Regions from separate parts of the Homo sapiens genome. Here all the other regions are linked to region 1. A link is a loop called in an ENCODE intact Hi-C map of the cell type or tissue named here. Cell type or tissue: HCT116. All regions are shown on one strand. Each heading gives the region's core, and the rest is flanking DNA. Links, peaks and the distances in the headings are about the cores only.

Region 1 (6,364 bases), core at 687-5,686:
CTCTTAATGGGGGTGACATTAACCACTGCCCCAGGTTAGGGACAGCCTCCTCTGGTCCAGCTGTGGGCCTCCCACCCCTCCCCTCTGATTGGCTGTTCTGCAGTGCGGTGGTGGGAAGGGGTCCACATGGGGTAATCAGATAGGGGCCAAGCATAGTTCTTTCCTCAAAGGCAGGGAGAGCATAATTGTCAACTCTCCTTTGAGGCAATAGGAAATACTTGCAATCATTCCAAGTAGGCAGCAAAGTACACAAAAGCATTGAGTTTTCAGTATTGTGACCACCTGAATATTCGTATCCTGCCCATATTGCACTCTGCAGTAAGGCAGCTCCAAGAGTTGCAAGGTTCTGTTACACTAAACCAAAATCTGCCTCCATCTAATTTCCACCAGATAGTAACAAAAGGTACACTTTCTGAAGCACTTCCCATGCTTCTGGCACTTTCCTGAGCACTTCGCGGCTGTCATCCTGTCCTTGAGTGGCTCTGGGAGCTCAATTGTCCCATTATCCCTTGGTTGAGGAAGCTGCAGCTCAGAAGGGCTAAGGAGATTGCTCACCCACTTGGTTGGATTCGAACACAGGTCTGTTGGATTCCAATGCCCTGGGCCAATGCAGCTCCCAGCCTATAGGGTCTGATTCCCTTCCCCTTTCCTGAGGCTGCCCTTCCCTGTTTGGAGGTGGCTGCCTTATCCTGTCCCTCTCCCAGCCTCTTCTCCTGGACCAAGCATCTTGGGCTTCCCACTGCTGCTCCCTGCCTTGGTCTCAGTCTCCCACCCTCCTGGGCTCCTTTCAAAGACAGGCAGAAATGAGCACGGCATTCCGGCACTGGTACTGGCCCTCCAACTCTGGATCCAATATCCTTAGGATGCATGCAGCCTATGATTACCCCATTTTTTTGGCGTCCTGTCTCACATAAGCTCAGAGGCGATCCCAACACCTAAGGTGTTTTCACCTGTGGTGTTTTGGGGTTATTTCTTCTCCATTCAAAATGGAAAGGGAAGAAGACATGTATCTCAGTTAAATCTCATCTTACAGATCTGACCAACTGTTTCAGTCTGTTGAGTAGTTTGAACAATGCTGATGCTGTCATTTATCACAAAGTGTGCTGTTGGACCTAAATGTGAGTCATACGCCTCTGAGAGGACCCTGATAACAACACTGACTGGCTGAGGTCAGGCTCTGTGGTCACCACCATCCAGGATGCATCATTTTATATATTTTGAGACAGGGTCTCACTGTCACCCAGGCTGGAGTGCAGTGGTGCTAATCTTGGCTCACTGCAGCCTTGACCTCCTGGGCTGAAGCGATCCTCCCACCTCAGCCTCCTGAGTAGCTGGGAGGTGCTAACCACCACAACTGGCTAAGGTAGAGATGGGGTTTTGCCATGTTGCCCAGGCTGGTCTAGAACTCTTGAGCTCAAGCAATCCACCCACCTCGGCCTTCCAAAATGTTGGGATTATGGGCATGACCTGGCCTCGATGCATCATTTTAAACAAGCCTCCTTGGCCAGGTGTGGTAGTTCATGCCTGTAATCCCAACACTTTGGGAGGCTGAGGAGGGTGGATTGCTTGAAGCCAGGAGTTCAAGACCAGCCTGGACAACAAAGTGAGACCCCAGTCTCTATGGGATGGGGTGAGGTGGGGGATTGGGGGGAAGAAACAACAACTAGCAAGGTGTAGTGGCTCACACCGATAGTCCCATAGTCCCAGCTACTTGGGAGGCTGAAGGGGGAGGATCCCTTAAGCCCAGGAGGTCAAAGCTGCAGTGAGCTGTGATTGCAGCACTGTGCTAGCCTGGGCAACACAGAGAGACCCCATCTCTTGAAAACAAAACAGAACAGGCCTCCTTGAGAAGTGTCATTCCACCTGTTATGAATCCAGGCTTAATCCAAAGCCCCTACTCTCACTTCTTCCAGGTTCCCTCCTGGCCCCGCTGCCCCTCCCTGATCCTTCAGCCCCAGGCATCCTGTAGTATCCGAGTGAGATAAAGGCAGACTTTGGCTCCTCTGATAAACTTCAGCAGTGTGGATCTCTCCGCCCCACGTCATGAGTGATCAACGTTCTTCTGTGGAGACTCCTGGCGTCCAGCTGAAAGTCGTGCGGCTGAGACCTCCGCGGTGCCACAGAGAAAATAGGTGTGGGGGCTGCACGGGGCCTTGAAAACTACCCAGATACCCCCGTGGAGAACGCTGGTGGGAGACTGGGCGTTCCTCAAAGTCCCGAGTGGCACAGCTGTTAGTGCTCATCTCCAGAAACCCACAGCACCTGCCCCCACGAAATCTGTGGAGAACACGAGCAGGCGGTGCAAATAATTCTGACTCCTCGGCGGAAGAACAGGAATAAGAAGGCCCGGCCTGGCCGTGGGTTGCTGGGTGAAAAGCAGCATTGCATTCGAAATGTTAGTTCATTGCAATAAATGGGTTCAGCTCCTCTTTGGAAATATTACTATAGCACAAAGTACTTTATGAAAGCCTTTTTAAAAATCAGATATTATCAGATAGTTGGTTAAAGAGCTGATTAGCTTATCAAAATGTCTGCCTATAGACGAGGAACTTGGGGCGCTCAGCACAGAGACCCCCATACCTTTTCCTGTGTGCCCACAGAGTAAGCGTTCTGAGGGCCGAGGGGAAGAGGCGACATGCAAGTTCCCACGGAGAGGAAGAATTGTTAATGGCAAAAGAATCCCAATGGAAGGTAAATTCCCTCTGATATTACACCGTGAGTCTCTGAGAAGCAACACCAGGCTTTAATAGACAAACGCGGTATTTCCTCCTGATTATTTAATTGGCACGGGAGAGCCACGCAGGTTACGAATTTGTAAGAAAACCCCAGCGGGCCCTGTTTCTGATCCCTTGGGAGGCATTCATTTAAGAAAACTTGTATTTTCTGTGTGCCCCAACTTGCACGGGGGGCGCCAACAAGCTCTGGGAACAGATGGGATTTCAGAAGCCGGGCCTCAGCGCCAACCGCGGGCTGCTGGCTCCCTCTGCTGTCCGAGTCCTCACTTGCGTTCAAGTGAAAGAGCGCGTTTCCCTCCTGATTCTGTGCCAGGAGAAATCCTGAAGGCAAGAAGACTGGGCTCAGAGCCAGGGGCCCTCCCGGGATTTGATAGCTCCTATTTTGATTTGAGCAGGACCTGCAGCCTTGTCAGTGTCTGAGCTCATGGGTAAGGTTGGGAGTAACCATTCACTGGCCAAGTGGTACCCCCCACCCCTGGGGAGGAGGAGAACAATTTCTTTCAAGGACTTTTCTGGGTACCCGGCGTGGGGAGTAAAGAGGGAGTCTCTGGAAGCAAAAGGAATCCTGAGAGGCCTGGGCAAATGACACTGGCTTTGCTTGAACCTGGAAGGCCAGATGGAGGAAAAAGAACTTCTGTTGCTGGGCGCGGTGCCTCATGCCTGTAATCCCAGCACTTTGGAGGCCGAGGCGGGTGAATCACTTGAGGTCAGGAGTTCAAGACCAGCCTGGCCAACATGGCGAAACTCTCTCTCTACTAAAATACAAAAATTAGCCTGGCGTGGTGGTGGGCGCCTGTAATCCTAGCTACCCGGGAGGTTGAGGCAGGAGAATTGTTTGAACCCAGAAGGTGGAGGTTGCAGTGAGCCAAGATTGCGCCACTGCACTCTAGCCTGGATGACAAAGTGAGACTCCGTCTCAAAAAAAAAAAAAAAAAAAACTATATATATATATATATATATATATATATATATATATATATATATATGTATATTCTGTTGATGGTTCGCATTGTTTTCTGCCCAGAATCCCCACTGTCCTCTCCTCAGGCTGATGGCAAAACTTCTCCCACCCAGATGACCTCCCTCCACCAACACCTGAGAGGCCCTCAGGCGATCTGATGCGAGGCCAGGCCGCTGGGGGCCTCCGGCAGGGACAGTCCGCAGAAGGAGGAAGGCAGATGGCAGAAGCGGCAGTGCTGTCCGGTAGGGAAGGCCCCGACGTCCGCCCTTCCCCAGACCGTGGGCTCCCCTCGCTTCCAGGGGTGGAGGAGAGAAGAGCTGGAGAAACGTGCCACGACTCAAACAAATTTACTTCCGTGGTGGATTCTGATTTTTTTGAACAAAATGAGGTGAGAAATGTCACATTTCTTTCTTCCTGCTTCAAGTCAAATCTAATCTGGCGAGGCTGGAATACAATTCTTTTCATGACAGAGGCTCTCTTCTTCCCTCTCGGGGTCCTATCGGGGTCCTATCAAGGTCCCGGGGTGCGGGCAGGAGAGGCCTCTGGTTTCTGGTTGCCACTGGCTGGTTTACAGACCCCTCGTCCTCACCCCCCTGGTCCTCAATGCCCTCCTGTTGAGCCAGGGCGTGGAGGTCACTGCACAGGCTGGGCCCGCCTCCCCTGCTGAGTTCAAGCGGTTATTCCCCTGAGGCCCTGCCGCATCGCTGGGACTGCTCAGAAGCTGGAGACACCAGTCACCTTTCTGAGCGTGGGAAGCTCTCACATTCCATTCTAGTCTTCCTGCCTCCTGAGCCCAGCCCTAGGCAGGCTCATCCCAGAGAAATGGGCCCTCACAGTGCCACCCTTAAACCTGGACAAGAGGGGCACCGTGTCCCTCTTATGGGACCTGCATATCCCCAGGGGGCACAATGTGTGAAAGAATGCCTAGCGCTTCTGTCACTGAGATGTGGCCCCTAGAGCTGGCACAGGGTCACCTGTAACCCTAAACAGATGCTGTCCTCAGGAACACTGTTCAGGCCTCAGAGAAATTGCCTTTTCGTCCCCACCCCCCTTTTTTGAGAGAAAGGGTCTCACTCTGTTACCCCGGCTGGAGTGCAGTGGCACAATCACGATTCCCTGCAGCCTCGACTTCCTGGGCTCAATCGATCCTCCTGCCTCAGCCCCACAAGTAGCTGGGACTACAGGCGCGTGCTACCACACCCGGCTACTTTTTGTATTTTTAGTAGAAATGGGGTTTCATCATGTTGGCCAAGCTGGTATTGAACTCCTGGTCTTAAGAGATCCGACTGCCTTGGCCTCCCAAAGTGCCGGGATTACAGGCATGGGCCACAAAGCCTGGCCTGAAATTGCCTTTCTTATCTTTCACCCTGTGTCTTCCAAACAGAAGGTGGCTGTGACAGAGTGGCTTGAAAGTTTAGAGGCTCCCAGAGCGGCTTGAAAGTTTAGAGGCTCTTCTGCTCAGAAACGTGGAAAGGATTTAAATATTAGAAGTGCCTAGGGCGGAGGGAAGACAGATTAATTCACTTGTCAAATACTTTCTTCCAGCATCAAAGCTCAACAAAGTGTTGCTTCTCAATAGTACTGAGTCCTTTCTCTTGCTTCTCTTTGTGTTCTAATTCATGGTTTCAGTTCTTTGATATTCACAACAGGTACGCATGGTGGCTGAAGGGTGCTTTGTGATATTAAACAATACGTATTCCTCTTAAATGTGTGTATGTAAAGGCTAGAGGTAACATGTTTGAAGCGAAATGTCGATTCTTTATATTGTTAACTCTATAGAAAATGACCAGTAGAATTTAAATAGTGCTATTTTTATAAAAATGTTTAAGATTTAATCTAAATTCAAAATATCAAATAAAAATTTCAGCTTTTAAAAAAGCTTGATTTACTTTGTTGTTTAAATTTTGTCTTTTATTTTCATTAAAAAATCTTTTGATTTTTTTTATTTTAAATAATAGAGGCAGGGTCTCACCATGTTGTCTAGGCTGGTCTTGAACTCCTGGACTCAAGTGATCCTCCCACCTTGGCCTCCCAAAGTGCTGGGAGTACAGATATGAGCCACGTTGCCAGGTCTGTCTTTTAATTTAAAATGTGTGGCTGGGCACAGTGACTCACACCTATAATCCCAGCACTTTGGGAGGCCCAAGTGGGTGGATCATTTGAGATCAGGAGTTCGAGACCAGCCTGGCCAACATGGTGAAACCTCATGTCTACTAAAAATACAAAAATTAGCTGGGTATGGTGGCGCATGCCTGTAATCTCAGCTCCTTTGAAGACTGAGTTGGGAGAATCGCTTTAACCCGGGAGGTGGAGGTTGCAGTGAGCCAAGATCACGCCACTGTACTCCAGCCTGGGTGAGAGAGCAAGACTCCATCTAAAAAAAAATAAAATAAAATGTGTGACTACTTGAGAGAAAAAATTTTTTGAAAACATAATTTTAATATTTTAATTTTTACATTTATGGCAATTCATGTTTTTGATTAGTACATTTTAAAATTGTATTCATTCAGAATACAGTTGCATTGAATTTTTTTAGGTCCTGGATAATATGTGAATAAGTCAAAATAATAAAAATAGAAAATATGGCAGTGGAGCTCTGAAAATAAAAAAGATTGAAAAGAGAAAAGAAAGAAAATCTTCAGAGAAATGGACTGCATGCTTTTTTTTT
Region 2 (6,364 bases), core at 512-5,511, 100 kb after region 1:
TTTTGTTTAGGTCCTGTTTTGAAGAAACCAATTATAAAAAGACATTTTTGAAACAATTGATTTTTTTTTTTTTTTTTTTTTTTTTGAGACAGAGTCTTGTTCTGTCACCCAGGCTGGAGTGCAATGGCATGATCTCGGCTCACTGCAACCTCTGGCTCCCAGGTTAAAGTGATTTTCCTGCCTCGGCCTCCCAAGTAGCTGGAACTACTAGCTTCCGCCACCATACCCGGCTAATTTTTGTATTTTTAGTAGAGACGGGGTTTCACCATGTTGGCCAGGCTGGTCTCGAACCCCTGACCTCAAATGATCCACCTGCCTCGGCCTCCCAAAGTGCTGGAATTACAGGCATGAGCCACCATGCTCAGCCGAAAATTTGAATATAAAGTGAGTATTAATACCACTGATTGTGATAAAGGTTTTGTGTTTATACATAAAAAGTCTATTAGAGAGATATATGGAAGGACTTTGGGGTGAAATGGCCTGATGACAGGGATTTTAAGAAATATTCACAAAAAAAGAAGGCTGACCAAAAGGAAGACATGAAGCAACTGGAGCAAAAAGTGAATAATTGTTGAATCCAAGGATGGGTGTATTGAGTTTTTTTATATTATTCTCTTTTCTTTTGTGTACTTTTGAAAACTTTCTTAATAAAAAAGTTAAGGAAGAATGTTGGACTGCATCAAGTCTCTTGTCTCTGCTTTTATGTGAAATTCAGCTCATGATTAATCCATCCCAAGAGCTGTGTACAAAGCAATATTTTCCATCTTTGAAGACAATTTAGAAGTCCTTGACAGGAGGTCACTCTGAGCCCAGTGGATCTACGTGCATTTCCTTTTATTGGAAAGAGCGGAAGAGCAGTGGCTTCAAGGAAGTTTTACTCCATTTCTTTTTTCTTTCTTTTTTTTTTTTTTTTTTTGAGACTGAGTCTTGCTCTGTCACCAGGCTGGAGTGCAGTGGTGCTATCTTGACTCACTGTAACCTCTGCCTCCCGGGTTCAACCAATTTTCCTGCCTCAGCCTCCCGAGTAGCTGGGACTACAAGCATGCGCCACCACGCCCAGCTAATTTTTTTTGTATTTTTAGTAGAGACGGGGTATCACCATGTAGACCAGGATGGTCTGAATCTCTTGACCTCATGATCCACCAGCCTCGGCTTCCCAAAGTGCTAGGATTACAGGCGTGAGCCATTTCTTAAAGCAGATGTGTCTGAGCTGGGGGATGAGGGTCTCTCATCCCAGCCCAGACCCTCATCCAGGACCCCCGCTTCCCCCGTACTAAAGGCGCAGCTAGGACTGCAGCTTGCTGAACAGTGTACTGCAATGGACCCGAGAAGAATGCGCACCTTTGTGCTCCTGGTTTGGAATCAAGTATATGCAGTAGTGGCCTTCGATGGTGAGGATTACAGATTTTTTTCATGAGGAACACATATTATATCTCTGAAAGAATCAGTAATAAGGAAATTAGGACAATAAGGAGCAGATCATTTTGGACCCACTATTTACCAGCTCTGTAGCCTTGAGAAAGTTACGAGGTCTCTTGAGGTCTCATTTCATCATCTGTAAAATTATTTAACCTACTCGATTGGGTTGCTGTGACAAATTTAATGAGATAACATGTATAGTCTTGATCTCATCGCAAGCTATAAGAAGTGATACACAAATGTCAGTTGCATTTTTCCTGAGCTGGACTTCCTAGTATTCTCTCCTATTTCATAGGTGGCTTTTTAAGCTTATCTTACCTCTGAGCTTCACATTTGTTTGGTGCTGAATTAGAATTTCCATGTGGTGGTCCCTGAATTTTACTGCTCCCCCAGCACCCTGTCTTTTTCTCTCATGCTGAAAGTAGCCTTTTAACATTTGCCTTTTAACCTGGGTCTTCCTTCTTTTTGCCTGGAATGGTTGTTTTTTTGTTTGTTTGTTTTTGAGATGGAGTCCCACTGCAAACTCTGCCTCCCGAGTTCAAGTGATTTTCCCTCCTCAGACTCCTGAGTAGTTGGGATTACAGACGCCCACCACCAGGCCCAGCTAATTTTTGAATTTTTAGTAGAGATAGGATTTCACCATGTTGACCAGGCTGATCTTGAACTCCTGATCTCAAGTGATCTGCCCGCCTTGGTCTCCCAAAGTGCTGAGACTACAGGCATGAGCCACTACACCCAGCCTTCTGCCTGGGATGTGGATGTGATTCCCAGAAGTGCAGCTGCCATCTTGCCACCATGAGGTAACCTAAGGGTGTCAGAGCAGAAGGATAAAAGGAGCTTACGTCCTTCATGGCAGTGTGGGACTATACTAGAGCTTGACTACTCACCAAATCTCACCTTGAAAGAACACACACTTTAAAATTTAAAACTCCAATTGTCTCTAAAATAAGAAAGAAAGAAAGAAAATAGGTTCAGGTGAGGAAGTATGGCAGAATGTTGATAATGATGAATCTGGGGAATGGACATATTGGTTCACTATACTTTTCTCTTTAATTCTGTGTGTGTGTGTTTGAAATTTTTCATGACAAAAATTTAAAAGAAAATTGAACTTCACCAAATTTCTTATCTTGATTATTATGTGAAGCTCCAGGTTCTAATCAAGCTCTTCCAAGGGCAGAGGACAATGATTTTCCTGTTGGCCAACTTTTCATTGGCTGCATCCCAATACCCCAGGCTTGCCTCAATATTCCTGCTGTGCTGCTGCCCCCTGCTGGCCTCTGCCATTTTGTGTGCCTGAAGATAAGCTTCCCCCCATGTCAGAGGGCTGTGAGCTCCCTCCACTGAAGAAGGTTTTTAAAGATTAGACTCTTGATTTTAGATGATGTTTAATAAATGAATGTCCCTTCTATTCCCAAATTCTTAATGCCTGATTTTTAAAAAGCATGATGGGCATGTGGGGAGATACAAGAGACACAGAAGCCTCTGCCTTTGCGGTTCATTTTGTAGGAATGAGGATTCATAAAATGTACCACCCCCCATTCTGTCTCAACTGATGCCCCATCCCTCCTTCCATTTTCATCCTTCCAATTTCTTCATTCTCTGTTTGATGGACATGTTATAGGAAATATGTTTCAGAAATACCATCTTTTTAGTTTTTATTTAATCTTAGATTTCCTGAGTGTGATGCTGGAGAAATATTTGTAAACAAAATACCTACTTCAGATGGACCAGAAGAGAGAAAGGACTGGTACAGGTTGCTGAAGACAACCTTGACTGTGTTTTTAAGGTGTGCCCACGTCTGCTAACCCCAGGGAACTATTGAACACAACATATTTGACTGGTTTGCTGATTTCCAGAACAGCCAATAGTAGTGTAACTGAGCAGAGAAACAATGCTGTTAGAAGGGGCACGGTGAGAGTGAGATCGGCCCTTCGGTTTGCGTGGGAGCTGGGTGAAGCTGGTGACTGCTGGCTTTCCCCCGCTTCCCTGACAACCTGCATGACTCAGCAGAGGCAGCCATAATCCTGCTAGGTACACTACTCTATTGACCTTGCAACATCACCCCCATACCCCACAGCAGCCACAGCAAGACCTGCCCAAGGAGAGTCTGATCTCAGACATGCTTAGCCCTGCCCCGACCTGATGGGCCTTTCCTATGCACCCTGGTAGCTGAAGACAAAGGGCATATACTCTTGGGAGTTTTAAGGCCCCGCCCACTGCCATTTTCTCTCAATACTACCACAGCTGATGCTTTCTGGAAAGCACCACCTCCTGGCAGTAGGCCAACCAGCACAAAAATAGAACATTAAACCACCAAAGCTGACAACCTCGTAGAGTCCATTTCACCCCCTGCCACCTCCATGGGAACAGGTACTGGTATCCACACTGAGAGACCCATAGATGATTCACATCACAGGACTATGTGCAGACAATCCCCAGTACCAGCCCAGAGCCGGGTAGACTTGCTAAGTGGCTAGACCCAGAAGAGAGATAACAATCACTGCAGCTTGGCTCACAGGAAGCCACATGCATAGGAAAAGAGGAAGAGTACTACATCAAGGCAACACCCCATGGGACAAAAGAATCTGAACAACAGCCCTCAGCCCTAAACCTTCTCTCTGACAGAGCCTACCCAAATAAGAAGGAACCAGAAAACCAACTCTGGTAATATGACAAAACAAGGCTCTTTAACACCCCCCAAAAATCACTCTTGCTCACCAGCAGTGGATCCAAACCAAGAAGAAGAAATCCCTGATTTACCTGAAAAACAATTCAGGAGGTTACTTATCAAGCAATCAGGGACGCACCAGAGAAAGGCAAAGCCCAATGCAAGGAAATACAAAAAACGATGCAAGAAGTGAAGGGAGAAATATTCAAGGAAATAGATAGCATAAAGAAAATCAACCAAAACTTCAGGAAATATTGGACACACCTATAGAAATCCAAAATGCTCTGGAAAGTCTCAGCAATGGAATTGAATAAGTAGAAAAAGAAATTCAGAGCTCGAAGACAAGGTCTTGGAATTAACCCAATCCAACAAAGACAAAGAAAAACAATAAGAAAATAAGAACAAAGCCTCCAAGAAGTCTGGGATTATGTTAAGGGAACAAACCTAAGAATAATCAGTGTTCCAGAGGAAGAAGAGAAATCTAAAAGTTTTGAAAACATATTTGGGGGAGTAATCGAGGAAAACTTCCCTGGCCTTGCTAGAGACCTAGACATGCAAATAAAAGAAGCACAAAGAACAGCTGGGAAATTCATCGCAAAACGATCATCATCTAGGCATATTGTCATCAGGTTATCTAAAGTTAAGACAAAGAAAATAATTTTAAGAGCTGTGAGACAAAAACACTCAGGTAACCTATAAAGGAAACCTATCAGATTAACAGCAGATTTCCCAGCAGAAACCCTGCAAAGCTAGAAGGGATTGGGGCCCTATCTTCAGCCTCCTCAAACAAAACAATTATCAGCCAAGAATTTTGTATCCAGCAAAACTAAGCAACATATATGAAGGAAAGATGCAGTCTTTTTCAGACAAACAAATGCTGAGAGAATTCGCCACTACCAAGCCACCACTATAAGAACTGCTAAAAGGAGCTCTAAATCTTCAAACAAATCCTGGAAACACATACAAACAGAAACTCTTTAAAGCGTAAATCACACAGAACCTATAAAACAAAAATGCAAGTTAAAAAGCAAAAACAAAAAAAAAACCGAGGTATGCAAGCAACAAATAGCACAATGAATGCAATGGTACCTCACATCTCAATACTAACATTGACTGTAAATGGCCTAAATGTTCCACTTGAAAGATACAGAACTGCAGAATGGATAAGAACTCACCAACTAACTCTCTGCTGCCTGCGGGAGACTCACCTAACACATACGGACTCACATAAACTTCAAGTAAAGGGGTGGAAAAAGGTATTTCACTCAAATGGACACCAAAAGCGAGCAGGGGTAGCCATTCTTGTATCAGACAAAACAAACTCTAAAGCAACAGCAGTTAAAAGAGACAAAGAGGGACATTATATAATGGTAAATGGCCTTGTCCAACAGGAAAATATCACAATCCTAAACATATGTACACCTAACACTGGAGCTCCCAAATTTATAAAACGATTACTAATAGACCTAAGAAATGAGATAGACAGCAACACAATAATAGTGGGGGACTTCAATACTCCACTGACAGCAGTAGACAGGTTATTGAAACAGAAAGTCAACAAAGAAACAATGGTTTTAAACTATACCTTGGAACAAATAGACTTAACAGATATAAACAGAACATTTCATCCAACAACCACAGAATACACATTCTATTCAACAGTGCATGGAACTTTTTCCAAGATAGACCATATGATAGGCCATAAAATGAGTCTCAATAGATTTAAGAAAATTGAAATTATATCAAGTACTCTCTCAGACCACAGTGGAATAAAACTGGAAACCAACTCCAAAAGGAGCCTTCAAAGTCATGCAAATACATGGAAGTTAAATAACCTGTTCCTGAATGAGCATTAGGTCAAAACCAAAATCCAGATGGAAATTAAAAAATTATTCAAACTGAATGACAATAACGATACAACCTATCAAAACCTCCAGGGTATAGCAAAGGTGGTGCTAAGAGGAAAAGTTCGTAGCCCTAAATGCCTACATCAAAAAGATTGAAAGAGCACAAACTCATATTCTAAGCTCACACCTCAAGGAACTAGAGAAACAAGAGCACACCAAACCCAAACCCAGCAGACGAAAGGAAATAACCAAGAGCAGAGCAGAACTAAATGAAATTGAAACAAAAAAAATACAAAACATAAAACAAACATGAGGTTCTTTGAAAAGTTTAATAAAATTGATAGACCGTTGCAAGATTAACCAAGAAAAGAAGAGAGAAAATCCAAATAACTTCATTAAGAAATGAAACAGGAGATATTACAACTGACAC
Region 3 (6,364 bases), core at 678-5,677, 930 kb before region 1:
GCCCTCTCCGCCCCTTGCGGCCCACCCCTCCCCTTCTGCCCCCCAACACGGGGACCGGGCGGGCTCTCGGTCGGCGCCACCGCGCCCCCGCATCAGGATCCTCGGCGCTGACGTTCTCTCCCCAGGGGGAGGAGGGGCCCAGGAAGGGTTAGGTCCGCAGCCAGTGCGGAGAAAGGGCCCTGGGCTCGGCTCCCACGCTCGGGCAGGCCTCCCGCCGGGGGATCGGAGCTGCGGTCACTCGCGGCTTCGGGGCCGTGGCGTCCCGCGCACAGCTTCCGCGCCTCTGCAAGGCGGTGAGTCGTTTCTTCCCGGCACAGGAGGGACAGTTTCCCCACGTGGACGCGGGGCTGGCAGCGGGAGGGGCAATAGCGCTGGCGGAGCTTAGGGTTTCGCGGGAGCAACCAGCGCGCGCCTCTCTCTCTCCCCTCCCCTCGCTCGCGCTCGCTCTCCCCCGCCCTCTGTCTCTCCCCTCTCTCTCTCTCGCTTTCCCCCCACTCTCTTGCTTTCCCCCTTCTCTCTCTCTTCCCCTCTCCTCTCGCTCGCTCCTCGTCTCCCCTGGCTCTCTCGCTCTCCCCTCTCCCCGTCTCCCCACGCTCTGTCTCGCTCTCCCCCGTCTCTCTCCCTCCCCCTCTCCTCCCGCTCTCTCTCGCTCTCCTCTCTCTTCTCCCCGACCCCCTTGCGTTCTCTCTTTTTCTCTCTTCCCTCGCTCTCCCCTCCCCTGCCCCGTCCCTCTCCTCTCCCCTCTCCCCACATCTCTCTCGTTCGCCCCTCTCTCCCCTCTTCGCCCTCTCTCTCTCCTTCCTTCTTCCCACCCTCTCTTCCTCCGTCTCTCCCTCCCCGCCTCCTTTCCTCCTTCCCTTCACCCCCACTTTCCTTCTTCCCTCCTCCTCTCCTCCTCCCCTCCTCCCCTCCTTCCTTCCTCCCCTCCTCCCTTCCTCCGCCCCCTCCTCTTACAGGGAAGGATGCCCTCGGTTTCGCTGCGCTCTCCCAGGAGCGAACTCCCGCAGCCGCTCAGGCCAGCGCCAGAGACCTTGTCCCTACCAAGGCGGGCCGCGCCCCTTGGTGGGCTGGGCTCAGGGAGCGCGCTTTGCACGCTTCAGATGTCTTTGTGGGAAGCCTGGGAGTAGCTAGGTGTGAATGTGCTGCCCTTAATTTAAGCCACCAGTTGTAAATATGTGTTCTAGTGCATATTAATAACTCTCCCTCGACCCACTCGCCTCCTGCCACTCCAGTTGCTCCAACAGGGACCCCCTCTTCCCTTCCCTCGGGCCAGCAGCTCTTCCTGTACAGGAGAAGCGATCTGGGTAGCTCAGGAGCTGCCTGTAGGTCTGCGTATGGCCTGTTTCTCTTTCTTCCCCTCTGTCCCACACTCTCCGCTCACTCCTGTCTCCCTGCTGTCACTCTGCAGCTATGACACTAGATCACTAATAAGGGTAGGTGAGAAGGAAAGGGAAGAGGAAAAGAAAATAACAGCCATTTATTCTGATAAACCCTCAACATGTGACACCTGGGTTCCTTCCAGGCATTTGCTGTGAAAATAGGTGGTCCTGGTTCTCAGTAGTCCCAAAGCCTCTAGTCCGGATGGGGGTAGAATTGCCGCAGATGCGGAATCCACTAACAGTCGAGGAAGCTTATCTTCCTGGAAGCCTTCAGCCTCCCACTCCCACCTCTGCCCCATTCTGTTTGCTTCCTCCCTGTCTCAGCTTCTGCTTCTCTCCTTTTTATAACCTGCTGCTAAGAAAAGTCTGAAAACTTGAATTATAAATACATAATATATCAAGTATTGCCTGAAATAGAGATTTGAAACCTAAAAGGGAGGAAAGAAAAGAAGCATCTTGAATTCTAGGAGAAGCAGTCCTGGGTGCCGCGTCCCCAAGGACTGGCTGCAGCTTCTCTCGGCCGCGGTTGCCTCATTTATAACATGGGGATACCCATCCATACCAACCATGGTGCAGGGGATTGCACCAGATCATTCTCACATCTCTTCCAGCTCTGAAGAAATGGAGGTGAACAGAGGAACAGCCACTCCCAGCAAGCAAGGGAAGAAGAATCTTGAAAGCCTGTGACTTCACAGAGACTTCTTGATTGATGCCCCTGAAATCAGCCTGCCAAGTGTGGCCTCTGCAGCATAAATACAAGGAGTCTGATGACACAAGACGGCGTCTGATGATAGTTCTGTCACCCTCAGCCATATTATAATTCCATGTCCTCGTAGTCACCCTGCCATAATCCCACCATTTCCTGCAAACACAGCTTCTCCTGCCTGATGAAGTCTTACCTATCCTTTAAGACCTAGCTCCGACCGGGTGCAGTGGCTCATGCCTGTAATCCCTGCACTTTGGGAGGCCGAGGCAAGTGAATCACTTGAGCCCAAGGAGTTCTGAGACCAGCATAGGCAATATGGCAAAACCCCAGCTCTACAAAAAAAAAAAAAAAAAAAATTAGTTGGGCATGGTGGTGCACGCCTGTAGTCCCAACTACTTGGGAGGCTGAGGTGGGAGGATTGCTTGAGCCCAGGAGATCAAGACTGCAGTGAGCTGAGATCATGCCACTGCACTCCAGCCTGGGTGACATAGTGAGACACCATCTCAAAAAAAAAAAAAAAAAAAAAAAAGGTCCACACTCTGGGGAGCCTTTCCTGACTATCCTGAGGATACAGGGGATGCTTCCTCTGTGGGTTCCCACAGGATCGACCCACACTTAGATCCCTCACCACTTTACTCTGCCATTTACTCCCCTCCCTTGACCATCAGTCTTTGAGGAAAGGGACTTTGCCTTCTTCATCGTTGCCTGGCACAATTCTTGCTTTTCCTACCTTGAATGAAAAGAGATGATAATCCTATGTAATGACAAATGACTTAGATTTTCTCATTTAACCCTCACACAACTCTGGGAGAATGAACACAGCTGAAGTGGCTTGTCCAGGTCATTTTGTAAGTGGTGGAGCTGTATGATCTTGCCCACTTCAGAGACCATAAGCTCTAGCTTGCAGCTGTCCCTGACTGCCTTCTGCCAGGTGATGGGAAGCTTCTCACAAAGGCAGTGTCTACCTCAGCTTCTTTCTCCTTTCTCTCCCATCAAACTCAAATGTGAGGCAGCTAAGAAAGTTGAGTCAGCTCCTGAGAAAATTCAGGTTTTAATAACCTGCCTTCCTTAGGTGCTTGTCCAACTCCTCTGGCAAGGACCCTTCTTGGAGGGCTGAGATTGTTTTCCTGGAGGCCACCAGACTTCAGGCTTCTAACCTCAGAGCCTGGGTGCTTTGTCTTACAGCATGGTCTTTCTGAGCTGCTGGAGACCTCTCAGGTGTGAACCTAGTCTAAGCCACCATATAACTGGGGTTCCAAAGGCTTATCTCTGTTGTTATGAATCATCCACTGGATACATAGAGGGATGATAACTGGTTGCGGATCATTAGGTTCCTGTCCCTAGAGTTGTGTGTCCCAAAGCAAGCCACTCAGCATTCTGGACCTCAGGTTTTTTTCTGTCTTCCTCTTTCTTTCTTTCTTTCTTTCTCTTTCTTTCTTTCTTTCTTTCTTTCTTTCTTTCTTTCTTTCTTTCTTTTTTCTTTCTCTCTTTCTCTCTCTCTTTCTTTCTCTCTTTCTTTCTTTCTTTCTTTCTCTTTCTTCCTTCCTTCCTTTCTTTCTTTCTTTCTTTCTTTCTTTCTTTCTTTCTTTCTTTCTTTCTTTCTTTCTTTCTTTCTTTCTTTCTTTCTTTCTTTCTTTCTTTCTTTCTTTCTTTCTCTGACAATTTCTCTCTGTCACCCAGGCTGGAGTGCAGTGGCATGATCACTGATCACTGCAGCCTCAATCTCCCAGGCCCAAGGTATCCTCTTGGCTTAGCCTCCCAAGTAGCTGGGACTAGAGGCATGCATCACTATGCCCAGCTTTTTTTTTTTTTTTTTTTTTTTTTAGTAGACACAAGATTTCACAAATGTTGCCCAGGCTGGTCCCAAAGTCCTGAGCTCAAGTGGTCCTCCCTCCTTGGCCTCCCAAAGTGTTGAGATTACAGGCGTGAGCTACCTCGCCCAGCCTGGACCTCAGTTTTCTCATCTGGAAAACAGAAATTCAATTTAAGAAATATCAACTAAGGGAGGCTGAGGCGGGAGAATGGCTTGAACCCTGGAGGCGGAGGTTGCAGTGAGCCAAGATCGTGCCACTGCACTCCAGCCTGGGCAATAGAGTGAGACTCCATCTCAAAAAAAAAAAAAAAGAAAAAGAAAAGAAATATCAATTAAATGCCCATCATGTACAGAGCCCAGAGCTAGGTGCTAGAGATCTAAGTGCAAAGGTAAAAAGATATAATCTACGCCCTCAATAAATGTAAAGGCAAATAGAAGAGATACAATTTTTTTTTTTTTTTTTTTTGAGACAGGGTCTTGCTCTGTCGCCAGGCTGGAGTGCAATGGCACAATCTGGGCTCACTGCAACTTCTGCCTCCCAGGTTCAAGCAATTCTCCTGCCTCAGCCTCCTGAGTAGCTGGGACTACAGATGCATGCCACCACACCCAGCTAATTTTTGTATTTTTAGTAGAGACAGGGTTTCACCATGTTGGCCAGGACGGTCTCGATCTCTTGACCTCGTGATCTGCCCGCCTCAGCCTCCCAAAGTGCTGGGATTACAGGCATGAGCCACCGTGCCCAGCCGAGATAGGAATTTTTAAAAACAGACCCACAGCAAGGTGAAATAAAGTAGATGTGAAGTAAGAATATTAATACCTGTTTTGCCTACCTCATAAGGTTGTGCCAAGAATCAAATGAGATCATGGATAACAAGTATCCTTAAAGCACTATGCAAATGTAAGCAAGTAGTAATTATTATTTGGCTTTGCGGGAGATACCAATTGGGTTGTTTGCCTGAATCTCCCCTTTTTCCCAAGAACTGCTCCTATAGCCAAATCCACATGATAACAGTGGATTGCCAAATCCACATGATAACACCTCCTCAGGTGCCATTTTGGTTGATTGAGCCAGGTGCAGACCCCAGGAATGGGAATGAAGGTGGCTCAGTCTCAGTCACTCTGGGCTCTTGAGCAGAGGAAATACAAACACTGGAGGCTTAGAAAGCTATTTTCTGACTAGGTGGACTGAAAATTTAAAAATACCAAATTGGGCCAGGCACGGTGGCCCACGCCTGTAATCCCAGCACTTTGGGAGGCTGAGGCGGGTGGATCTCCTGAGGTCAGGAGTTCAAGACCAGCCTGGACAACATGGTGAAACCCCATCTGTACTAAAAACACAAAAAATTAGCCAGGCATGGTAGCGGGCACCTGTGATTCCAGCTACTCGGGAGGCTGAGGCAGGAGAATCTCTTGAACCCTGGAAGGTGGAGGTTTCAGTGAGCTGAGATCATGCCACTACACTCCAGCCTGGGCAACAAGAGTAAAACTCCGTCTCAAAAAAAAAAAAGAAAAGAAAAAAAAAACCCAAACTGCATCCAGAGAAAGCATGTAGACGTTCAGAGAGGAATGAAAACAAGAGGCTCCCTGTCATTCAGGCCTTGGTTCCCATCTGTCCCTGCCTGCTGTAAACAATATCCCACCAAGGGCCAGCTTTTGCTAAAGATAGCTCTGGTGGGCTTCAATCACCATTAAACAGTTCCTAAACTAATTCTGCTAAGGCTAATGTAGAGCAGAAGACTCCCTTGGCCCATGTAACAGCTGTGTCATCATTCATTTACTCATCCCATCAGTCAATGAATATCATTGAATGCCAGCTGTTTACAAGCTTGTAAGAAGAGGAAGAAAAAACATTGGCTGCAGTCTTTAAAATATAAACCAGCCACTGGATGTCAGCCTTCTGGCCAACTGGCTCTCAATGCTCCTGAAATTTCCCAGTTGTGCCCTGGGAGCATTTTGGAGGTATCTGACATAGCTGCCACTCACAGCTCTTTCTGAGAAGTTCTAGAGCCTTGGACACCATGGTGTTTTCCCATCAGCCTTCCTCCTCTGGTAACAGCCGCTAAACCCCACTCACACACACACTTTCGGGGAGCTGCCTCACCTGCTTCCATGTTCTTCTGGTGAGACTTTAATCACATGACCCCTCCCCTGAGCATAGACAGGGTGGACTTAGGGCCTAAACTGAGCAACAGAATCACTTTCTGGGGACTTTGAACTTTGAGCTGAGACACAAATGCAGAGGGCAGTTGGAGCCGGGCCATGCCACCGCAGCACCACATAGAAAAGCTTCAGCCCTGCTGAGATCACGGTGCCTGGTCCCTGGGTTCAGTTATTCCTTTAAATCTGTAGCCACCCCGGATTTTCATCTCTTACAAAATAAATATCTTTTGAACCAAATTAGCCAATCAAGTATTTGTAACCAAAGAGTTCGGGCACATCTGCTCTCTGCTTTTTCAGATAAAAGCT
Region 4 (6,364 bases), core at 531-5,530, 700 kb before region 1:
CCCTACATATCAGTATGTTACAGTCATCTTTACTGTGCTGTTTTTCAAATTTGACTATGAAGCTTTTTCAGAGACCATGCTGTTGGATCTCTTCTTTATGTCCATACTCTTCAACAAGGTAATTTATCACTGAAAGGAATATCCTTATCTATAAAAACTATCTCCCTGGGTTATATGCTAGTCAGAATTTTTCTTATATTTCATGTGATTTATTATTGTTTAAGTAATAACTCTCTTCAACCAGTTATTTAGGAGCACATTAGAATCCCTAAACAAAGATAGTCACTGTGATTTATAAAAGATATATTTCTTGCTATAGCTAAGAAGATAAAGTTACATAAAACAATTAGAGAAACATTAATAAGTATATTTTAAAATATATAGAATCTCTCAAAAGGTATATAGTTTTGAATAATTTTAGAAACAGAAGTGGTAATAATTGAATTGGGCTCTGGCATAGCCCAATGAAGCAGGTAGAGGCTGAGGAGACTGAGGCTAGGTGGGAGCAGTCAGAAATTAGCTTGATGTGATATTTGCAGAATACTCTGAACTTTATAGGCTTCTGCTAAAATTCATTATCCACCCATAAGATAGATGTTCTAGGCCTTTTACAAATAAGATGGTAAAACCTTGGTCCTCTGCCTCCTAACCCAAGAATCTTTTTGCTGAATCACACTACCTTTCTCAGTGAAATAGGCTGTACAGTCAGATTATTTGTCAGTGAAATAGTAATTCAATTTCATGTTAACACTGACCACATACAAAGGACTTTGACATACATTATCCCATTTGATAGGTAACAGAGAGCTGAAGCAAATGAACAGCTACAAAACACAATGAAATTCCAGTTTTAGGGAAGTTAGCCTGGTCAGCCACATTTGGCTTCATTTGGGGAAGAGAGAACCTAAAGGTACAGAGAACAGCTTAAGCGATAATGACAGTAATTCAGATGTGATAGTAGTCTGATCTAGGATGGGGAACAGTAAAAATGGAAAGCCGTTAATTTGAGCAAAGTTTCATTGATAGTCAATTTCAGTATTGTGATAAATAGCTTCTAAAATATTTCAATATTATATCTGTTCAGTCACTAATTTGTATTTTTATCATTTATTTCCTCTTCTAGTGAGTATGGTTATTAACCAAAGGAGGAAGCCAGAAAATTAATCAGAGAATTGTATAAAGAAGCATGTGGTTTCCCACAAACTCAAATATTTAGATTGAAAATTGTATTTCATCTTATACTGGTTGGAAAAAAGTGAAAGTTGCAGTAAAATATAAAGTAAATAATCTTTGAAATGTAGTTGCTACACTTAACTCTGCATTAGTTTGGATTTTCTTAATACTTTTTATTTGTTAAATATATTTTTTAAAACAAAAAACTGTTTTAGAACTGTTCTAGATGCTTAGGCTACACCAATGAACAAAATAGAGAAAGCTTTCCCCTTGAGTTTGTATTTAAATTGGTCAGTAGATAGAATTTAACAATGATAATCAGTAATATTCAAGGGATTTCTTCAGATACATTTTTTACATTAAGATATCATTGTAAGGTACATCATGGATTTAATAACCTTTTAAGAAAAATTAAATGTATACAGAAATCCCTTTGCCTACCATCCTTTACATATTGTTACATATTGTTCTTTTCTTTAATATTATAGTCAAAATTGGAATACAGTTTGTTTCACAGACTCTGAAGAGCTTTCTGAGTCATTGCTTTTAAGTCATTATAATGGCATCGTGATGATATACATGCTGCTTTTACTTACCATGATCCTGATTATATTAGTGCCGAGGATTGCATAATTTTCAGTCATGGCAAAAATAATTTTGAGTCATGGCAAAAATACTGCAGTTCATCTACATTTTTTAATTGGTTGGAGTTGTGATTTCTTTTTTAAATTGGAAGTTAAGTTCGTTTGTAAATCAGTTAAAGTATTTTAAAGGATGAGGTGATTGTTGCTTAATCATGCAGAGGCAATCTTGGACAAGTACAGCAACTCTGTTTCAGCATTGAAGAACTGTTCAACTGTGGCATATTCAACCTTAAATGAAATTAAAATGTGTATCCTGTTTCCACTGACAACAATTAAGGTTATGAACAGATGCCTGGTATACACAACTAAATTTCTATGGAAACAGGCAGTGACAACTGTATTACAAATGCTGTTTTTCACATTCCTTTTGACATTACATTTAAAACATAGTTTCCAAAGCACTAAAGTTTGGGGAAAATGTGTCTTAGAATAAAATAAATATATGTATTACTTAAGCTTTGCAGACATCTTGATTTTTTTTCTTTTTTTTTATTTATTATTATTATACTTTAAGTTTTAGGGTACATGTGCACAATGTGCAGGTTAGTTACATATGTATACATGTGCCATGCTGGTGCGCTGCACCCACTAACTCATCATCTAGCATTAGGTATATCTCCCAATGTTTTTTTCAAGAACAGTTATTTGGCTGCTTTCTACCTTACTTTGTTTTGCTTGTAGTAGCATAATATGGCCAGTAGAAGGCATAGAATTTTTTTTAAACAGATGAAACATAAATCCATATATAGCTACCTATCTTTACTTATAAAGTATCTTTACTCAGAAATAAGTGCAGTGTTTAGGCAGTTGATATATCTTTTCCTGTTATGTAAATGGCAAATAATTTCAATGCCATTTCCCTATTAGGAGAACTTCTCCTAATACATTTTACAGGGTTTTTATTTTCTAATTCAAATATCTGATAAGTTTTTTTTTTTTTACTGACAGCCATTCTTTTCCTCCTGCAGCTTTGGGAACTACTTTATAAATTGCAGTTTGTGTATACCTATATTGCCCCATGGCAGATCACATGGGGTTCTGCTTTCCATGCTTTTGCTCAGCCTTTTGCAGTGCCTCGTATCCTTCTAATTAAAGTTTTATAAGAATGGACAGTCATATCCTAGATAAGAATGTTGGTTTATAGGCATGACCTTTCATGGTGTAAGTTTACTGTGTAATGAATTATCAAAAATTCATAATCTTGGCCGGGTGCAGTGGCTCACGCCTGTAATCCCAGCACTCTGGGAGGCCGAGGCGGGCGGATCACCTGAGATTGGGAGTTTGAGACCAGCCTGACCAACATGGATAAACCCCATCTCCACTGAAAATACTAAATGAGCCGGGTGTGGTGGCACATGCCTGTAATCCCAGCTACCCGGGAGGCTGAGGCAGGAGAATCTCTTGAATCCAGGAGGTAGAGGTTGCAGTGAGCCGAGATTGCGCCATTGCACTCCAGCCTGGGCAACGAGAGCAAAACTCTGTCTCAAAAAAAAAAAAAAAAAAAAAAAAAAAAAATCATAACCTTTTATATCCACACCTATATTGTTGATTGTTTAACTTGTATTAACATCTGTGGCCCACAGATCATCTGAACATAAGAAAACTATACAGGTTTTGTAAGAAAGTAATGCTGATTTAAAATCTTACATTTGCATATGTGAATATTAAAGTCCAGGAATCTTTAATACATACAAGAAATGTTTAGCATTATTTTTTAATAAATGAAGGTACAAAACATTTTTTCATAATATGATTATGAAATTGATAGAATTAAACTTCTGTAAAAAATTTTCTACTCCCACGATTTCTTAGAAGTATTTTCTAAATAATAGTAAGGGTTAGTAACCACATTGATATGGAAAGACAGACTTATGGTATCTGCAAGTTTTAGTTTTACCCTTGTGGAAAATTGAACTCTAACATCTCTTCCCAAGATTAATATATGAATTTTACCAAATACATATTAGCAAATACTGATTTGGCTCCTTTGAAAGCAGCATACCAGGTTGTACTTTATGTATGTCTTTCTGTTGGTGACCCCTTAATGACTGCCCAGTGATATACCTTCTTTTGTATTCTTCTGGTGAACCTCAGTTCTCTAATTGAGGTAATCTAAATGTGTCTGCTAGGTTTTTGCGAGGGTTTGTTTGGCATCTGTGCTCAGATGAATGTCAGTGTCCTTAACTAGTTTTCCCATAGATTCAGCCATGCTGTTTATTCAGGCTGCTGTCTCGGCCTTCTTCTCTACTCCACTGAACCCCTTTCTGGGAAGTGCAATATTCATCACTTCATATGTCCGACCTGTGAAATTCTGGGAGAGAGACTATAAGTGAGTAAAGTAAAACACTTGAAAAACAATTTTTATCTTTCCTACTGGGAAAAACTATTGACAGCATTATTATTAGAATTTATGGTTCATAATTTATTGTGTTGAAATATTTATTTTTGCTAAAACTTAATAAATAGTCTTAAAATTTGAAAAGTATATAAAAGAAGAGGCCAGAGGAAATTACTTTTTATTTTTCTTTCTTTCCTTTTTTTTTTTTCATACAGGGTCTCATTCTGTTGCCCAGGCTGGAGTGCAGTGGTGCGTCTCTGCTCACTGCAACCTCCACCTCCTGGGGGGCTCAAGTGATCCTCCTGCCTCAGCCTCCTGAATAGCGAGGACTACAGGCTTGAGCCACCACGTCGGTTAATTTTGGTATTTTTTGTAGAGATGGAGTTTGACTGTGTTGCCTATACTGCTCTCAAACTCTTGAGCTCAAGTGACCCACCCGCCTCAGCCTCCCAAAGTGTTAGGATCACAGGCATGAGCCACTGTGCTCAGCCATTTTTTCCTACTTAAAAGATATTTTTAAACATTGTTCTGATTGAATATGTTCATGTTTATATTTTTTCTTTCAGTAATATTGAATTATTTCACATTAATAATACTCTGCAACTTTATGCTATATAATATCGTTATAACAGTCATAATGAGTTATAGTTTTCTTAGAAATACCTGGCTATTTCTAAAGCTAAATTTTTATAGGTTATTTCTGCTATTTTGAGAAGATAAGTTTGTAATGACCATCTTTGTGCATGAAGTATTTTCTCCATTTAGGCTTAGTTCCTTGGGCTAGCTACTTAATCTGAAGCTTAGTAACTATCCTTGTATGTAATCTCTCCAAATTTCATTTTGTTTCAGAAAGCGTTCCTAAAAGGGAACGCTTTTAGGAGTTATGAGTTATGGAGCATAAACATTTTTAAGGCTTTTAATATAAACACATTGGTTTAGAAAGAGCTTGTACTAATTTATAATTCTACTGACCATCTCCATGACTGCCTTTCTCTCTATACTTTCACAAATTGGCATATTTAATAGGTGAAAATTGTAATCTCACCTTTTAAACAGTGGGCTAGTTTGTAGGTTTGAAACTTTTACTCTGGTCCTTTATCTAAAACCACACATGATATTTCCCATTTTGGTGAATTTTGGTGTTATTAATTATTATTCCTCTGGACCAATTAGCCCAAAGTAATGTTCAGTGGCTGCAGTTCTTAACTTTTTGGATTTAGAACCCCTTTATACTCTTTTTTTTTCTTTTCTTTTCTTTTTCTTTTTTTGAGACAGAGTTTTGCCCTTGTCATCCAGGCTGGAGTGCAATGACACAATCTCGACTCACTGCAACCTCCGCCTCCCGGAGTGCAATGGCGCCATCTTGATTCACTGCAACCTCCGCCTCCCAGGTTCAAGCAATTCTCCTGCCTCAGCCTCCCGAGTAGCTGGGATTACAGGCGCCCACCAGCACACCTGGCTATTTTTTGTATTTTTAGTTGAGATGGGGTTTCACCATGTTGACCAGGCTGGTCTTGAACTTCTGAGCTCAGGTGATCCACCCGCTTCGGCCTCCCAAAGTGCTGGGATTACAGGCGTGAGCCACTGTGCCCGGCCTTATGGTCTTAAAAATTATTGGAAACACCAGAGTTTTAAAAATATGGATTTTATCTACTAATATTTACTAGAGTGGAAAGAAAAACTCAAAAATTTCAAATGTTTACTTATTAACTAATTTAAAAATAACAATGTCGTATCTATTGTATATTAGCATAAATAACATTTTAAAGTTAAGAATAACTATATTTCCACTCCCCCAAAAAATTAGTGAGAAGAGTGGCATTGTTATATAGTTTTGCAAATCTCTTAATGTCTGGGTTATTAAAAGACAGCTGGATTCTTGTATCTACCTGTACATTCAGTCAGGTGCAGTATATTGTTTTGATTGAAGTAGCTGAAAAAAAAAATTCACCTTCACTCACCATGTTGGCCAGGCTGGTCTCAAACTCCTGATCTGAAGTGATTTGCCTGCCTTGGCCTCTCAAAGTGCTGGGATTACAGGCATGAGCCACCTTGCCCAGGCAAAAAAGAAGTATTCTAATAGCCTTTTAAGACAATCATGGATATTTTTCTTTGATCTTTCACTGAAACCCAAGAAATGGGAGCTTCTTAAAAGCTACTTGCAATATGGAATCTAAAACCATATCTGTGAACTTGTGGGACTATATTA
Region 5 (6,364 bases), core at 498-5,497, 650 kb before region 1:
ATTTTTCTTTAGTGTTGACCTTGGACACCCTGGTGACTGTATGCCTGGTGATGTTCATTTTGTATAGTATCTCACAGCTGTTCTCAGATTTCTTGTATCTGGATGTCCACCTTTCTAGCAAGATTAGGGAAATGCTCTTGAGTTATTCCCTCAAATATGTTTTTCAGGTTGTTTACTTTTCCACCTCCTCTCTCAGGAATGTCATTAATTGGTAAGTTTGGTTGCTTTACATAATCCCGTATTCCTCAAAGACTCTCTTCATTTCTTTTATTCTTTTTTCTTTATTTTGTCTGACTGAGTTATTCCAGAATACCAGTCTTCGAGGTCCAAAATCTTCTGCCTGGCATTTACTAACTTCCTACACTTAGGAAGCAATTAAGCCTCTTTAAGCTTCAGTTTTTAAACATGGAAAATGCAGGTATTATCAACTCAACCTACTTGACAAGATTGTTGTAAAATTCCAGTGAAATAATGTAGAACATTTTACATTATGAAGCATTATTTATGTATACAGTATTATCTCACATATCTCAACCCCCCAGCTAACAGGCTCTATCCTTAAGGATATTCCTTCTTACTCTCCCTCTTCTCCTTTCACATAGCACAAATTCTGGTCAGTTGACTTGAGTGCAAATGGATTACTTTACTGGGATACAGAAATTTGTCAGCCTCCCAACTATAAATATGAAAGCAGCCTATCATATTTACATTTCTTTAATATACCATTTCAAAACTGCAGATTTGTGTTACAGTTATTTCAGTATATGTCCTGTCCCTGTTAATGTGTAGGTTTGTAATAGGGAGATACATTTCATATCTTCTTTGTTTTATCCATGCTGCCTGCCAGACAGTCTTGTACATGGTAGATACTGAATAACTATCAAATGAATAAGTAGTTATTAAGACCAAGATACTTTTCAGAGAAAACTTTACCAACTTCTCTAGGACTAGGACCCCAAATCTGTGCTCAGAGCTGCTAGCTTTGAGCTGTATCTTAACTAGGTGAGAGGCAGGATAAAGTGATATATTAGAACCCATTTTAGAGATACGACTTTATGTGAAAAGTATCTAGTTAAGAAGAAACACAATATAGAGACCTTTTATGTAGTTTTAGCCTTCCTTACCTAATAGTGACGTAATCCTTCAACAGAAAAAAAAACATGAATAAAGATATGAAAAACCAACTTGAAAGAGAAAAACAAAACACATAAAAACCAGAAATGATGTTTATTCATCTAGAACTTAGAGGAGAGGGTTGGATTGAGGAATTTACAAAAATAGTATAGCAGTAATGAGCTACTTCCTAACCCAGTTATGACTGAGAATCTATAATTTATCTCTAATAATATTAACATGTGTTGAAATATTCATAATAAACCAGTTTTTAAGAACTTTCACTTAGTAACTGTAGAAGTTATCAGTTCTTTTATTTTCCTTTAAAAATTTATATATTATTTTTGTATTTAGGATCATTTTACTTCTCCAGATGAATATGATGACCCTACTGTGCTCTATGAAGCCATAGTATCTCATGAGAAGAACCTCGTAATAGCCCATGAAGGGGACCCTGCATGGCGGAGTGCAGTACTTGCCAACTCTCCCTCCTTGCTTGCTCTGCGGCATGTCATGGATGATGGCACCAATGAATATAAAATCATCATGCTCAACAGACGCTACCTGAGCTTCAGGGTCATTAAAGTAAGTGTTTGAGGTATTTATTTGGTCCAAAACATAGAAGTTGAATAACTTGATCTAAAATTTTTTTTTTTTGAGACAGAGTCTCACTTTGGGCCCAGGCTGGAATACAGTGGCATGATCATGGGCTTACTGCAGGCTCTCGACCTCCCTTTGCTCCACCTCAGCCTATCGAGAAGCTGGGACTACAGACATGCACCACCATGTCCGGCTAATTTTTGTGTTTTTTGTAGAGACAGGGTTTTGCAATGTTGCCCAGGCTGGTCTCACACTCCTGGCCTCAAGTGATCCACCTGACTCAGCCTCCCAAAGCTGTACAATTACAGGTGTGAGCCACCACGCCCAGCCTTGATGTAAACTTTTAAAAAGTAATTGAAAGTTTTTTCACAGAAAAAAAATGTGATGACCATATTACATTTGTCTTTCTTGTTTATGAGCACTTAATTTTACTTATTTTTTTTTAGTACTTTATTCTGTCCTCTGAAAGTTTCTCATGTGCCATAAAGCCTTAAAATTTTTGGTTATTTCAGTTTTGACAGTCTTTTATCCATTAAATGGCAGGTCTTATATATTTTATATATGCAATTTGGGCAGCATCTCTTTTTAAAAAGTCAGCACCATATTGCTAATATAATATGATTCTTAGGTTGCAAAATGATAGCATACCATGTACTTAATAAAGATCAGAAGTTAAATAGTTCATTCTAACTTTTGCTTGTTTGTTTTTTTAAACATCTCAGTGCTTTAAGAGGCTTAATTTCTGAAATTTTATTCTGATAGTTTATAGTTATTTTTTAAATTCACATTAATCGACCCACAAATGTCATAAACATTCTTTCAACCGTAAATATTTATCTCTCATTTCTATAAAAGATGTCTATAGTCTTATTTATCAGTGCTTTGCCAAGTTAAAAAACTAAATTGACTTTATTTTACTTGATACTTTAAATACAGAGCATGAAGAAAGAGCTGTGTAGATACTTATTATTTAGCAACCTGCTAATGACAAAGGGAAATTGGCTACCTCCTATTTAAATGTGACCTACTTATATTTGTTCCCCGCTTTTCACAACTGGTTATCATAATATCTTTTGTATTCCTCCCATTTCTGCTCTTCTGTTTCTGTGAATTTTATTCTTGGCCCCTTAACCTAATTCCCTTGTGTTCTGGTTTTCAGGTGAATAAGGAATGTGTCCGAGGTCTTTGGGCAGGGCAACAGCAGGAGCTTGTTTTTCTACGTAACCGTAACCCAGAGAGAGGTAGCATCCAAAATGCAAAGCAAGCCCTGAGAAACATGATAAACTCATCTTGTGATCAACCTATTGGCTACCCAATCTTTGTCTCACCCCTGACAACTTCTTACTCTGACAGCCACGAACAGCTTAAAGACATTCTTGGGGGTCCTATCAGCTTGGGAAATATCAGGAACTTCATAGTGTCAACCTGGCACAGGTGAGCCAAGGGATTGTATTATTCAGTGCTGGTGTATTCCTGACCCTCTTAATCTAGGCAGTGTGCATCACCTGGGAAGCTTGTAGAAAAAATTACAGGTGCCATGGTACAATATGAACCCATTATTTCTGAACTTCAAGAAGTAGAATCTGAGCATTCTTATCTTCAAAATCTTATTAGATAAATCTGATGTATAACTGGTTAAGAACCATTGCTCCATTACTTGGTAGAATCTTGGAAAATTCCCTTTATTTGTTTAATTTTTTTAACTTTCTGTTGTATATTACCACTATTAGAATATTTGAATATTTGTTCTGTACAAACGGGAAGTTAAGAGAAAAACATAACATGCAAGTTGATTACTTTGTCTAGTTTACCATTCTGTTCCAACACTAGGGGGAGCACTCTGTACACATTGAAACTTGATGGCAATGCAGAGATACTACTGCCTTTTTAACAATACATTCTCACTCAGATCTGAAATCTACAGTGTTTTCAAATATTCACATGATTTTTTTTCTCTGTCTTTTGTCTAGTAAATTATGTCTGGTGTAGGAACATCATAGTTTGGATGATGAAGAAATATTGCAGAACATAAGGGTTGTTCAGATTCTTAAATATAGCTTAAGAAAACCAAATCTGGCAATTAAAGCAGCAAACTCTCAAATGTTCAATCTCCGCCCAAACAGAAGGCACAATATAAGTCAGGGGAGTGTTCAAAGAAATTTTCTTTCCAAAAAAGATCTAATATGCTGGAATTACCGTAAAGAGATTCTTTCCCCCTAAGAAAAATGGCATAGAGTGCCCAATTGTCCTCGTTTGCTTAGTCACTCTCCATTTTTTAAAAATAGGAAAAATGATTTCAGCACCTCTCTTCAAGTACACTATATTAACAGTATAAATAAATTAGGTTTTCAGGGGTTACATACTTCAGAGTCACTGAACAGACATTGGCACTGGTAAGAATTCTGTTTCCAGGCCCGGCGCTGTGGCTCACACTGGGTAATCCCAGCACTTTGGGAAGCTGAGGTGGGCAGATCATAAGGTCAAGAGATTGAGACCATCCTGGCTAACATGATGAAACCCCATCTCTACTAAAAATACAAAATTAGCTGGACATGGTAGTGGGCGCCTGTAGTCCCAGCTACTCAGGAGGCTGAGGCAGGAAAATCGTTTGAACTTGGAGGTGGAGGTTGCAGTGAGCCGAGATTGTGCCACTGCACTCCAGCCTGGTGACAGCGAGACTCCGTCTCAAAAAAAAAAAAATTCCATTTCCAGCTGTGATCTTAATGGTACAACTGAGTTATATACAGTTCTTTATTATGGTGCAGGACAGATAATAGAGCATATGAAAGATTTGAGGCAGTGAATATGACGGGTATAGTTCTTAAGCCACTCTTTGAAAACGTAATGAGTTTTTTTGTTCCTAATATTGATTGCACCATAAAGACTTTAAAAGGTGAACATTAGTAGCATTTGCAGTTCAGAATAGCTGGAAAAAGAATAAAATACCCATTTTGAAGTGATCTTGGAATAATGCTTCCTACTCTGGTATTTGTTCCTAGGCTTAGGAAAGGTTGCGGAGCTGGATGTAACAGTGGTGGCAATATTGAAGATTCTGATACTGGAGGTGGGACTTCCTGCACTGGTAACAATGCAACAACTGCCAACAATCCCCACAGCAACGTGACCCAGGGAAGCATTGGAAATCCTGGGCAGGGATCAGGAACTGGACTCCACCCACCTGTCACATCTTATCCTCCAACACTAGGTAATGTGAAACAAAGTTATATGTCTAATGTTAGCTTCTTAGCCATAGAGGCTGGTTAGTATATGTGTATAAAGAGGATTACATGTGGTCCACTTGGAAATTCAGAAATAGAATTTTTTTTTTTTTTTGAGATGGAGTCTTGCTCTGGCTGGAGTGCAGTGTCACAGTCTCGGCTCACTGCAAGCTCCGCCTCCCGGGTTCATGCCATTCTTCTGCCTCAGCCTCCTGAGTAGCTGGGACTAAGGCCCCTGCCACCACGCCCGGCTATTTTTTTGCATTTTTAGTAGAGACAGGGTTTCACCATGTTAGCCAGGATGTTCTCCATCTCCTGACCTCATGATCTGCCCGTCTCGGCCTCCCAAAGTGCTGGGATTACAGGCGTGAGCCACCACACCCAGCCCAGAAATATAATTTTTTTTATTCCAAGTTGTACATTATTCCATTTGTTCATATTATTTTATATATATAAATATATATTTTATATATTTGTATATATACTTTTAAAACTTGATAATTCAACATAAACATTTTAATATATTAAGGATTCTTTGAAAATATAATTTTTATTTTTTTTATTATTTTTAATTTTTTGAGACAGAGTCTCACTCTGTTGCTCAGGCTGGAGTGCAGTGGTGCCATCTCGGCTCACTGCAAGCTCTGCCTCCTGGGTTCACACCATTCTCCTACCTCAGCCTCCCGAGTAGCTGGGACTACAGGTGCATGCCACTGCGCCCAACTAATTTTTTTTTTGTATTTTTCGTAGAGACGAGGTTTCAACCATGTTAGCCAGAATGGTCTCGATCTCCTGACCTTGTGATCCGCCCACCTTGGCCTCCCAAAGTGCTGAGATTACAGGCGTGAGCCACCACGCCCAGCTGAAAATATAATTTTTAAAGGCTAACAATATTTAACTATTATAATTAACTTCTCCCCTGTTGGACAATTACTTGGTTTTTCTTCTAACAATGTTGTAATAGTCTTTGTATATAAGTCTTTATAATCATTTATTATTTTCATAGGTTAGAGACTTTAAAAATGAAATCACTAGGCCAAAGCCTATGAGAATAAGACTCTTGATATATAATGCCAAAAATCTTTCCAGAAAGGTTTTTTTTTTTTTTTAAACCAGTTGGTACTCTCACCAGTCCTATCAACCTTCCCAGCTTTGAAGATTGTCAGTTCCTGCCTCTGCTCCTTGCTTGCTCCAGTGGGGGCAGGAGAAGGGGTGGTCTTTAATTTTATTCTTTTAATTTGCATTACTCTGATACCTAAGAATGGAAGTTTTTAATGAATTTATCAGCAGCTCCTCTTTCTAAAGTGCCTAGTTACATCTTTTGCCTATTTTTCTATTTGGTTATCTTTTTCTTACTGATTTGTGTTTTATATTCTGGATTTGAGCTCTTTCAGTTTTCTGTACCACAAATATCTTTTCCCATTCTGTCCCTT

What was found. Hi-C counts contacts between places; a loop is a spot of excess contacts. Peaks named below come from ENCODE experiments on the same cell type or tissue, not always from the same donor. Only the 100,000 strongest peaks of a DNase experiment are listed, where the experiment ranks them.
Region 2: a loop joins it to region 1, with 2.2 times the contacts of the local background. A loop is called at or near these places in 19 of 110 quality-filtered maps.
Region 3: it touches region 1 in a loop (4-fold over the local background); 3 of 110 quality-filtered maps call a loop at or near these places.
Region 4: a loop joins it to region 1, with 9 times the contacts of the local background. A loop is called at or near these places in 7 of 110 quality-filtered maps.
Region 5: a loop joins it to region 1, with 7 times the contacts of the local background. A loop is called at or near these places in 27 of 110 quality-filtered maps.

The regions. Positions count from the first base shown.
Region 1 is chr14:71,750,266-71,756,629 of GRCh38, forward strand. No RefSeq gene overlaps it. Among named protein-coding and RNA genes, the nearest start is that of RGS6, 180 kb to the right of the region's middle. RefSeq lists an enhancer at 3,730-4,644. In HCT116, for the core only: a CTCF peak has its summit at 2,979 (motif pointing left); DNase peaks (open chromatin) are centred at 3,026 and 4,396; H3K4me3 peaks cover 414 bases; H3K27ac peaks cover 1,194 bases.
Region 2 is chr14:71,852,915-71,859,278 of GRCh38, forward strand. No RefSeq gene overlaps it. Among named protein-coding and RNA genes, the nearest start is that of RGS6, 76 kb to the right of the region's middle. RefSeq lists an enhancer at 3,348-3,417. In HCT116, for the core only: a CTCF peak has its summit at 2,694 (motif pointing left); a DNase peak (open chromatin) is centred at 2,687.
Region 3 is chr14:70,821,830-70,828,193 of GRCh38, forward strand. LOC124903341 (a long non-coding RNA gene) reads left to right here and starts at 44. Exons shown (of 2, transcript XR_007064246.1): 1 at 44-293; 2 at 1,991-2,155. RefSeq lists a silencer at 1-163. In HCT116, for the core only: no CTCF peak of the experiment used is centred there; no DNase peak of the experiment used is centred there; H3K4me3 peaks cover 792 bases.
Region 4 is chr14:71,047,867-71,054,230 of GRCh38, forward strand. PCNX1 (pecanex 1) reads left to right here. Exons shown (of 36, transcript NM_014982.3): 22 at 1-118; 23 at 2,786-2,894; 24 at 4,017-4,146. Among named protein-coding and RNA genes, the nearest start is that of PCNX1, 140 kb to the left of the region's middle. In HCT116, for the core only: a CTCF peak has its summit at 2,516 (motif pointing right); no DNase peak of the experiment used is centred there.
Region 5 is chr14:71,100,523-71,106,886 of GRCh38, forward strand. PCNX1 (pecanex 1) reads left to right here. Exons shown (of 36, transcript NM_014982.3): 31 at 1,468-1,698; 32 at 2,873-3,147; 33 at 4,713-4,918. Among named protein-coding and RNA genes, the nearest start is that of PCNX1, 200 kb to the left of the region's middle. In HCT116, for the core only: a CTCF peak has its summit at 3,555 (motif pointing right); DNase peaks (open chromatin) are centred at 3,559 and 4,884; H3K27ac peaks cover 424 bases.